Regions from separate parts of the Homo sapiens genome. Here region 1 is linked to region 2. Evidence: read pairs that join two places in POLR2A ChIA-PET (ENCODE). Cell type or tissue: Panc1. All regions are shown on one strand.

What was found. Peaks named below come from ENCODE experiments on the same cell type or tissue, not always from the same donor. Only the 100,000 strongest peaks of a DNase experiment are listed, where the experiment ranks them.
Region 1: POLR2A ChIA-PET joins it to region 2 with 6 read pairs; 2 of 35 experiments call an interaction of 5 or more read pairs at or near these places.

The regions. Positions count from the first base shown.
Region 1 is chr1:171,046,203-171,051,202 of GRCh38, reverse strand. All of the region lies in intron 20 of MROH9 (maestro heat like repeat family member 9), which reads right to left. Among named protein-coding and RNA genes, the nearest start is that of FMO3, 42 kb to the left of the region's middle. In Panc1, no CTCF peak of the experiment used is centred here; no DNase peak of the experiment used is centred here.
Region 2 is chr1:171,465,770-171,470,769 of GRCh38, reverse strand. No RefSeq gene overlaps it. Among named protein-coding and RNA genes, the nearest start is that of PRRC2C, 17 kb to the left of the region's middle. In Panc1, no CTCF peak of the experiment used is centred here; DNase peaks (open chromatin) are centred at 2,269 and 2,849.

The DNA of each region.
Region 1 (5,000 bases), 420 kb after region 2:
GGTTTTAGGTCTTTGAGGAAATATCACAATGTCTTACACAATGTTTGAACTAATTCACATTCCCACCAACAGTGTAAAAGCATTTCTATTTCTCCATAGCCTCACTGGCATCTTTTGTTGAAGAAAACATTTTCAACAAAATACTAGCAAATCAAATCCAACAGAACATGAAAAAGATAATATACCACAATCAAGTGGGTTTCATTCCAAGGATGTAGGATGATTCAACATAAAAAAAATCAATAAATGTGATTCACCACATAAACAAAACCAAAAACAATAATCATCGCAATAAATGTAGAAAAAGCATTTGATAAAATCCAGCTTCCCTTCATGAGAAAAACCCTTAACTAGGCACATAAGGAACATACCTCAAAATAATAAAAGCCATATGTGACAAACCCACAACCAATATTTTACTGAATGGGGAAAAGATGAAACCACTCCACCTAAGAACTGGAACAAGACAAGGATGTCCACTCTCACCACTTCTATTCAATGCAGTACTGGAAGACCTAACTAGAGCAATCAGACAAGAGAAATAAATAAAGGGCATCAAACTGGAAAAGATTATGTCAAATCATCCCTCTTCACTGATGATATGATGTTACATGCAGAAAACCCTAAAGACTCCTCCAGAAGACTCCTAATGACTTCAGTAAAGTTTCAGGATACCAAATCAACATACTGAAATCAGTAGCATTTTCATACACCAACAAGGATAAAGCCAAGAACCAAATCAAGAACTAAATCCCATCTACAATAGCTACAAAAAAATAAAATACTTAGAAATACATTTAACCAAGGAGGTGAAAGATCTCTATAAGAAGAACTATAAAACACTGATGAAAGAAATTTTAGATGACACAAATTTTAAAAATCCCTGTTTCTTACCATATACAAAAATTAACTCAAGAGATGTTAAAGATTTAAATAAGACCCAAAACCATAAAATTATAAAAGAAAAATTAGGGAAAACTCTTCTGGACATTGGCTTGGGTAAAGAAATTTAGTAAGTCTTCAAAAGAAAACACAACAAAAACAAAAGCAGACAAATGGAACTTAATTAAACTAAAGTTTCTGCACAGTGAAAGAAATAATCAGCTGAGTAAACAGACAATCCATAGGATGAGAGAAAGTATTTGCATAGTATGCATTTGACAAAGAATTAATATTCAGAATCTACAAAAAAATTCAAACAACTCAATAAGAAAGAAAATAGTCCAGGCATGGTGGTTCATGCCTGTAATCCTAGCACATTGGGAGGCCAAGGCAGGCAGATTGCTTGAGCCCAAGAGTTTGAGACCAGCCTAGGCAACATGGCAAAGCCACATTTTTACAAAACAATACAAAAATCAGTCTAGCATGGTGGTACAGGCCTATAGTCCTAGCTACTTAGGGGGCTGAGGTGAGAAGACCACTTGAACCTGGGAGGTCGAGGCTGTGTGAGCTGTGTTCACACTGCCCTCCAGCCTGGGCTACAGAGGAGACCATGTCTCAAATAAAAAAAAAAAAGAAAAAAGAAAAAACTCATTAAAAAGTGGGTAAAGAACATGAACAGATGAACAGACATTTTTTCAAAAGAAGACATGTAAGCGGCCAAGGAAAATGAAGAAATGGGGGGTGGAGCAAGGTGATGGAATAGAAAGCTCCACTGATCATTACCCAGATCAATGACTCCTCTCTGACTAGGGTTGGTTTAAATGTTCCCTCTGTGGGTTGGCATTGGCTGAGTTTTATCTGGTTTTACTCCCCGCTCTAACAGGACAGCACTGAGTTTAGTGCTTCACAACTGCTGTGTTCTCCCTCACAACTGCTGTGTTCTCCCTCACTCGGCACCCAGAGACCCTCTTAGCACCATACTGCTGCCACTGGGGCTGGGGGTGGGGGTAGTGGAGTCAGTGATTCAGGACTGTTTTTTCTATGTCTGCAGTACCTCTTTCAGAGATATGAAGTTAAAACCAGGTACTATGCATGCTCACCTGACTTTGGGTTCTTATGAAGGTGTTTCTTCTGTGTAGGTGGTTTTTTACTTGGCAGCAGGTTGGGTAATGATCATCCAAGGCAGTGCTGGCATCAGTCCTCCCCTAACCCCAGACTACACAGCTCATGGCTCCAAAAAAGACACTTTCCTTTCCCTTGAGGAGAGGAGAGGGAAAAGTGGGGAGGGCTTTGTCTTGCATGTTGGATACCAGCTCAGCCACAGTAGGATAGGTCACCAGTCAGAATCATGAGGCCCTGTTCCAGGTCCTAGTTCCCAGACGACATTTCTAAACATACCCTGGGCCAAAAGGGAACCCACTGCCTTGAAGGAAAAGGTCTGTCCTGGCAGCATTCATTACCTGATAACTGAAGAGCCCTTGGTCCTTGAATAACCAGCAGCAATACCCAGGTACTACATTGTGGGCCTTGGGTGAACCTCTGAGACTTGCTGGCTTCAGTTGAGACTCAGTACATTACCAGCTGTGGTGGCTATGGGACAAAACTCCTTCTGCTTGAGGAAAGCAGAGGAAAAAGTAAAGGGGACTTTCTCTTGCACCTTAGATCCCAGCACAGTTACAGGGGGCAGAGCATCAAGTGGGCTCTTGGGATCCTGGATTCCAGGACTTGACTTTTGGATGGATATTTTTAGACCTGCCTTGGGCCAAGGGGAAGCCACTGTCCTGAAGGGTGAATCGTGGGCCAGGCAGCATTCACCACAAGATGACTTCAGAGTTCTTGGGCCTTAAGGGAACATCAGTGGTAGTCTGGCAGTACTCCTCATGACGTGGGATGGTCGTGGCTACAAGGTGAGGCTCCTCTGCCTTTGGAGAGGGGAGAGGAGAGTGGGAAGGATTGCATCTCACAGTTTGAGGGTCAGCTAAGCTGCAATACAATGGAACACCAAGTAGACTTCCAAGGTTTTTGACCCTAGTCCCTGGCTCCTGGACAACCCCTCCACTCATGTCCTGGGGGACCTCACTGTTCTGAAGGGAGGAACACAGGCCTGGCTGGCTTTGCCACATGCCAATTGTAGAGCTCCACAGGCCGTGAGAGAACATAGGCCAGAGAGTGGTCACAGTAGGCCTTGGGTGAGACTCAGTGCTGTACTGGCTTCAGGTCGACCCAGTGCAGTCAGAGTGGTGGTGGCCACAGGGATGCTCATGTAACTCTATCCCCTGCTTTAGGTGGTTCACAACAGAGAGACAGAGAGAATATGTTTGTTTGGCAAAAAGTAAGGGAAGAAACAAGAGTCCCTTCTTGGTAATCCAGAGAATTTTCACAGATCTTGTCCAAGACGATCAAGGCAGTATCTCTATGAGTCTGCAAGAACCACAGTGTTACTTGGCTTGGGGATACAAAGTAGATACAACTTAGGTTACAACACCTAAGTCCTTTCAAATCTCTGCAAAGCCTTCCCAAGAAGGACAGCTATAAATAAGCCCAGACAGTGAAGACTACAATAAATACCTAAGTCTTCAATGCCCAGACAGTGAAGAACATCTGCTATCATCAACACCATTCAGGAAAACATGACCTCACTGAATGACCTAAATAAGGCACCATGGACCAATCATGGAGAAATAGAGACATGTGACCTTTCACACAGAGAATTTGAAATAGCTGTGTTGAGTAAACTCAAAGAAATTCAATATAACACCAAGAAGGGATTCAGAATTCTGTCAGATAAATTTAACAAAGAGATTAAAATGATGAAAAAGAATCAAGCAGAAATTCTGGAGCTGAAAAATGCAATAAGCATACTGTAGAATGCATCAGAGTACTTTAATAGCAGAATTCATCAAGCAAAAGAATTAGTGAGATTGAAGGCAGCCTATTTGAAAATAGAGCTGACAAAAAGAATAAAAAAAAATGAAGCATGCCTACAAGATCTAGAATAGCCTCAAGAGGGCAAATCTAAGAGTCACTGGCCTTAAAGAGGATGCAGAGAAAGAGACAGGGGTTGAAAGTTTATTCAGAGGGCTAATAACAGAAATCTTCCCAAATCTACGGAAAGATATCTATATCCAAGTACAAAAAGGTTGTGGAATACCAAGTAGATTTAACCCAAAGAAGACTACCTAAGGCATTTAACAATCAAACTCCCAAAGGTCAAGGATAAAGAAAGAAAGGATCCTAAAAGCAGCTAGAGAAAAGAAACACATAATATACAATGGAACTCCAATACATCTGGCAGCAGACTTTTAGTGGAACCCTTACAGGCCATGAGAGAGTGACATGACATATTCAAAGTGCTGAAGGAAAACTATGTTACACTAGAATAGTATATCTGATGAAAATATCCTTCAAACATGAAGGAGAAATAAAGGCTTTTCCAGATAAACAAAAGCTGAGGGATTTCATCAATACCAGACCTGTCTTACAAGAAATGCTAAAGGGAGTAACTCAATCAGAAAGAAAAGGATATTAATGAGCAATAAAATAGTCACCTGAAGGCACAAAACTCACTGGTAATAGTAAGTACACAGAAAAAACACAGAATATTATAACACTGTGACTGTGGTATATAAACTATTCTTATCCTAAGCAGAAAGACTAAATGATGAACCAATCAATAATAATAACTACAACTTTTCAAGACATAGTACAATAAGATATAAATAGAAGCAACAAAAAGTTAAAAAGCAGAGGGATGAAATTAAGGCATCTTGTTTGTTTATGCAAATAGTGTTGTTAACAGGTTAACATAATGGTTTATAAGACTGTATTTGCAAGTCCCGTGGTAGCCACAAACCAAAAAATGTACAATAGATACACAAAATATAAAAACAAACTAAATTATACTGCCAGAGAAAATCACCTTGACTAGAGGAAGACAGGAAGGAAAGAAAGAAGAAAGAAACCATAAAACAACTAGAATACAAATAATAAAATGACAGGAGTAAGTTCTAATAAATAATAACATTGAATGTAAATGGATTAAATTCCCCAATCAAAAGACATAGACTTGCTGAATGGATGAAAAAGTAAGGTTAATTGATCTGTTCAGTCTACAGAAA
Region 2 (5,000 bases):
TTTGCCCATATTATCCTTCCTGCAAAACATAGCCTAAAACTTTGGGAGAGGGTCATGTGTTGTTACTTTATTCATGTGACTGTTGGGAGTGAAAGTGTGCTGGTAGAAAAATATGTGGGCTGATATTTTGTGTTTATATATATGCTGGTATGTAATTAGAACACATGTGATAAGTAAATTCTACATAGCCCTGATAAATTTCAGGCTAGAAAAGGGTGCAATAGAATTTTCTTTTTTCTTTTTTTTTCTATGTATTTAGGTCTAGGGCAACAGTAGAATTTTCTGGAGAGGTACGACATCCTTACCAACTAGGGTGTTCTTCCAAAAAAAAAAAAATCAGCACTTCACTGATACGTAAACAGGAAGTATTGATAAGTGCCTTTCTATCAATATCCAGAAAATGTCCCCATCATCGCTCATCCTGTGAACAGTCCTGGAAGTTATGAATGGGGGTAATGTAGGGATGCTGTATGTCTCCATCCTGCCAGCACAAATTCAGCATGAACACTGAATTTAAATATATAAATGTACATATTTGGGACAGCAGGTAATGTACTGAATGTAGATTAAAAAGTGTATAAGAAAAAGCTTTTCAGTCTGGACAACATAAGGAGACTTTGTCTGTACAAAAAAATTAAAAATTAGGCCGAGTGCAGTGGCTCATGCCTGTAATCCTAGCACTTTGAGAGGCTGAAGCAGGCGGATCACAAGGTCAGGAGATCGAGACCATACTGGCTAACACGGTGAAACCCCATCTTTACTAAAAGTACAAAATATTAGCCGGGTATGGTGGCGGGTGCCTGTAGTCCCAGCTACTTGGGAGGCTGAGGCAGGAGAATGGCGTGAACCCGGGAGGCGGAGCTTGCAGTGAGCCGAGATCGCGCCACTGCACTCCAGCCTGGGTGACAGAGCGAGACTCTGTCTCAAAAAAAGAAAAAAAAGAAATTAAAAACTAGCTAGATGTGTTGGTGTGTGCCTGTGGTCCTGGCTGCACAGGAGGCTGAGGTGGGAGGACAGCTTGAGCCCGGAGGTCAAGGCTTCAGTGAGCTATGACCACACCACTGCATTCCAGCCTGGGCAACAAAGCAAGACACAGTCTCAAATAAATATATAAATAAATAAATAAATAAGAAAGAAAGAAAAGAAAAGAAAAGAAAAAAGCCCCTTTTTTCCCTACTGAGTTCCAGGATGCAGGATAATGCATATCCACTATGTTTTACCTACTCTGAAATTCAATACTTGCTATGTTGGAAAATTTTAGTTTCAATATTAAATTGAATCAACAAATACTGTTGAGCATCTTTTATGTATGAAAGAATCTTTCTAAACATTTTAGTGAAAATAAAACACTGGTACTTAGAGTTTACTCAGAGCCACATGTTTTTTTTTTTTTTTTTTTTTTGAGACGGAGTCTAGCTCTGTCACTCAGGCTCGAGTGCAGTGTTGCGATCTCAGCTCACTGCAACCTCTGCCTCCCAGTTCAAGAGATTCTCCTGCCTCAGCCTCCTGAGTAGCTGGGATTACAGGCATATGCCACCACGCCTGGCTAATTTTGTATATTTAGTAGAGACGGGGTTTCACCATGTTGGTCAGGCTGGTCTCGATCTCCCAACCTCAGGTGATCCACCCACCTCGACCTCCCAAAGTGCTGGGATTACAGGCGTGAGCCACTGCACCCTGGCCCCGAGCCACACGTTTTATAGGCTATCTCAAAATTGCCATTATTAGGGTCTGCTTTTAGTATGGAGGGTAATTTCATCTGTGACCCAGTGGTCATTTATGTTGTGTGATTTTTACATTTTTTTTAGGTGTGAGGTTTTTTTTGCCTTATTATTATTATTTTTCTTTTTTGAGATGGGGTTTCGCTCTTGTTGCCCAGGCTGGAATGCAATGGCGCAATCTCGGCTCACTGATGCCTCTGCCCCCCGGCTTCAAGCAATTCTCCCTCAGGCTCCTGAGTAGCTGGGATTACAGGTGCCCGCCACCATGGCCTGGCTAATTTTTTGTATTTTTAGTAGAGACATGGTTTCACCATGTTGCCCAGGCTGGTCTCGAACTCCTGGTCTTAGGTGATCCACCCACCTCAGCCTCCCAAAGGGCTGGGATTACAGGTGTGAGCCACTGTGCCCAGCCTAGGTGTGAGTTTTCTTAAGGGTGTTTTGTACTGTCTCTATGTGGGAGATAATTGAGTCATAGAACAGGCTATTAACACAGGACTTTCCAAATGACTAAGTGTCTCGTGCAAAGTTATGGACACAGGCTTAGACAACCATCCTGCTTTAGCTTTCAATTTATCTTTTGGTTAAAATTTTTCATGATGGATCTAAAATATTTTTCTTTTTAAAAAATATGATTAAATATATTAAACTGATGTTGAGTTAAAACATCAGGAAGAAACAGATAACTAAAAATAACAGGATATGATTAATGGTTTTGATTCATAGGGCTATTTTTATCCTCTTCTGGAGTTTGAGTGCCCAGATTTATATTTGCAGAGCAATATGAGAAAAAATGAGATTGCAATTTTAATTTTGAAAGTTTTCCTCTTTTTAAAATTCTTAGTCTCATTGAAAAGCTATCACTCGAAAACTTGATCCATTTATGAATGCTCTGATAAAATTAAATTTCTCCTGGACTAGATCTTAGCCTAGTTAAGGATTTCTTCTTAATATTATGGGATATGAAAAAGTTATTGTGATTACGTTGTTTAAAAAATTCTCATCTCTTAGAGATACTTGTAGAAATATTTATAGTTAAAAATGATGCAAAAGGCCAGGTGTGGTGGCTCATACCTGTAATTCTAGCACTTTGGAAGGCCAAGGCAGGCAGATTGCCTGATCCCAGGAGTTCAAGACCAGCCCAGGCAACATGACAAACCTTGTCTCTACAAAAAATACAAAAAGTTATCCAGGTGTGGTGGTGTGTGCCTATAGCCCCAGCTATCTGTGGCTGAGGTGGAAGGATCACCTGAGCCTAGGAGGTTGAGGCTGCAGTGAGCCATGATCACATGACTGCTCTCCAGCCTGGGCAACCCAGTGAGAGCATGTCTCAAAAAAAAAAAAAAAAAAAAAAAAGGGCTGGGCATGGTGGCTCACACCTATAATCCCAGAACTTTGGGAGGCTGAGACAGGCAGATCTCAAGATCACTTGAGGCCAGGAGTTCAAGACCAGCCTGGCCAACATGGTGAAACACTGTATCTACAAAAAAAATTATAAAAATCAGCTGCATATGGTGATGCACGCCTGTAATCCCAGCTCCTTGGGAGGCTGAGGCATGAGAATCACTAGAACCTGGGAGGTGGAGTTTGCAGTGAGCTGAGATCACGTACCTGCACTCCAACCTGGGTGACAGAGCGAGACTGTGTCTTAAACAAAAAAAAGCATGCAAAATCTTGGTTTTGCTTTAAAAATATTCCACCACTAGCTGGGGGTGGTGGTACACACCTGTAATTCCAGTTACTCGGGAGGCTGAGGCATGAGAATTGTTTGAACCTGGGAGGCAGAGGCTGCAGTGAGCCAAGATCACACAACTGCTCTCCAGCCTGGGTGACAGAGTGAGACTCTGTCTCAAACAAACAAACAAACAAACAATATATGTATTCCACCATCTTCTCTGTAGGCCTAAATCTGAATTTACAAAAAAAAAAATTAAAAATTAAAAAAATATACCATCTCGATTAGTATGGTGGTAAGTTAATAAAAATAAAAAAATTAATATGAAAAAAGCAAAATGTTCCACTAAACAAAACAAAGCGAAATGAAAAAGAATGTAGGGGAATACATTTGTAATAAGAATGGCAGAATATTGATAACTGTTTAAAGTGGTGATAGGGATTCATTATATTCTCTCATTTTATGAATTAAAAAAATTTCCACAATAAAATATTCTTTAAAAGGATTTTCTCCGTGATATATTCTACATCATATTTTTACTTCACCCTCTTTTAGAAATCTTTCTTTTGGGAAACCTTCTGTCTTAGTCAGCTTGGGTTGCTATAACAAAATACCATAGACTGTGTGGTTAAACAGACATTTATTTCTCACAGTTTTGGAGGCTGGGAAGTCCAAGATCAAGGTGCTGGCCAGTTTGGTTTCTGGTGAGGGCTCTCTTCCTGGCTTGCAAGTGGCCGTCTTCTTGCTGTATCCTCACATGCGGGACAGAAAGAGAGAGAGAGAGAGAGCTTGATTTGGTATCTCTTTTTATAAGAGCACTAATTGTATCATGGGGACTCTACTCTCATGGCATCATCTAAACCTAATTACTTCCCAAAGGCCTCACCTCCTAACACCATCACATCAGGAGTTAACTCTTCAACATACGAATTTTGGGAAGACATAAACATTCAGTGCATAACACCTTTTCCCCGAAGCACGTCTAGAATGTAAATGATGATGACACTATTCATTCTTTGTTCATGAATATAAATTCATCACCTTTTTATCAAATAATGTGTGCTTGGTGCAATTGCTGCTGAGGCAAGGGGATTCAAAAGGACCTTGTGATCTGGTCACCATGAGCAGGCCACATTTCTGATCTTCAGTTTCCTATGGTAAAATGAGCAAACTAGACTGGATGAGCTCAATAATCTTCCAGTTCTATGTATCCTTGAGCATAGCTTCATGGAAATAAAGACCACAATTATCCTTTGGTTGAGATAGTTTAGAACAATTAGACTTTAAAAACGTATGCACTTAATGGCAACTGACTTTGAACCCCATACCCATTCCTTCATATGATAATAGAATACTCTTCATAGCACTCCTTCTCCTGCCAAGAGCCTGTTATTTTTGTTACAGTAGATAGTCAGACATGGCTAGGGCAGGAGAGGGCTGTCCCTACCAGTAATGTCAAGTGACCATCAGGTGATGGTCAGGTAGTTGTTAAACTGTCTCTGTAAAATAATAATTGGTCTCAGCTGATGCCAGGGACAGGCAGTCTCCCAATAAATAAACACCTGAAGCTGGTGATCGGCAACTTCCCTGTAAGATTTCAGGAGTTA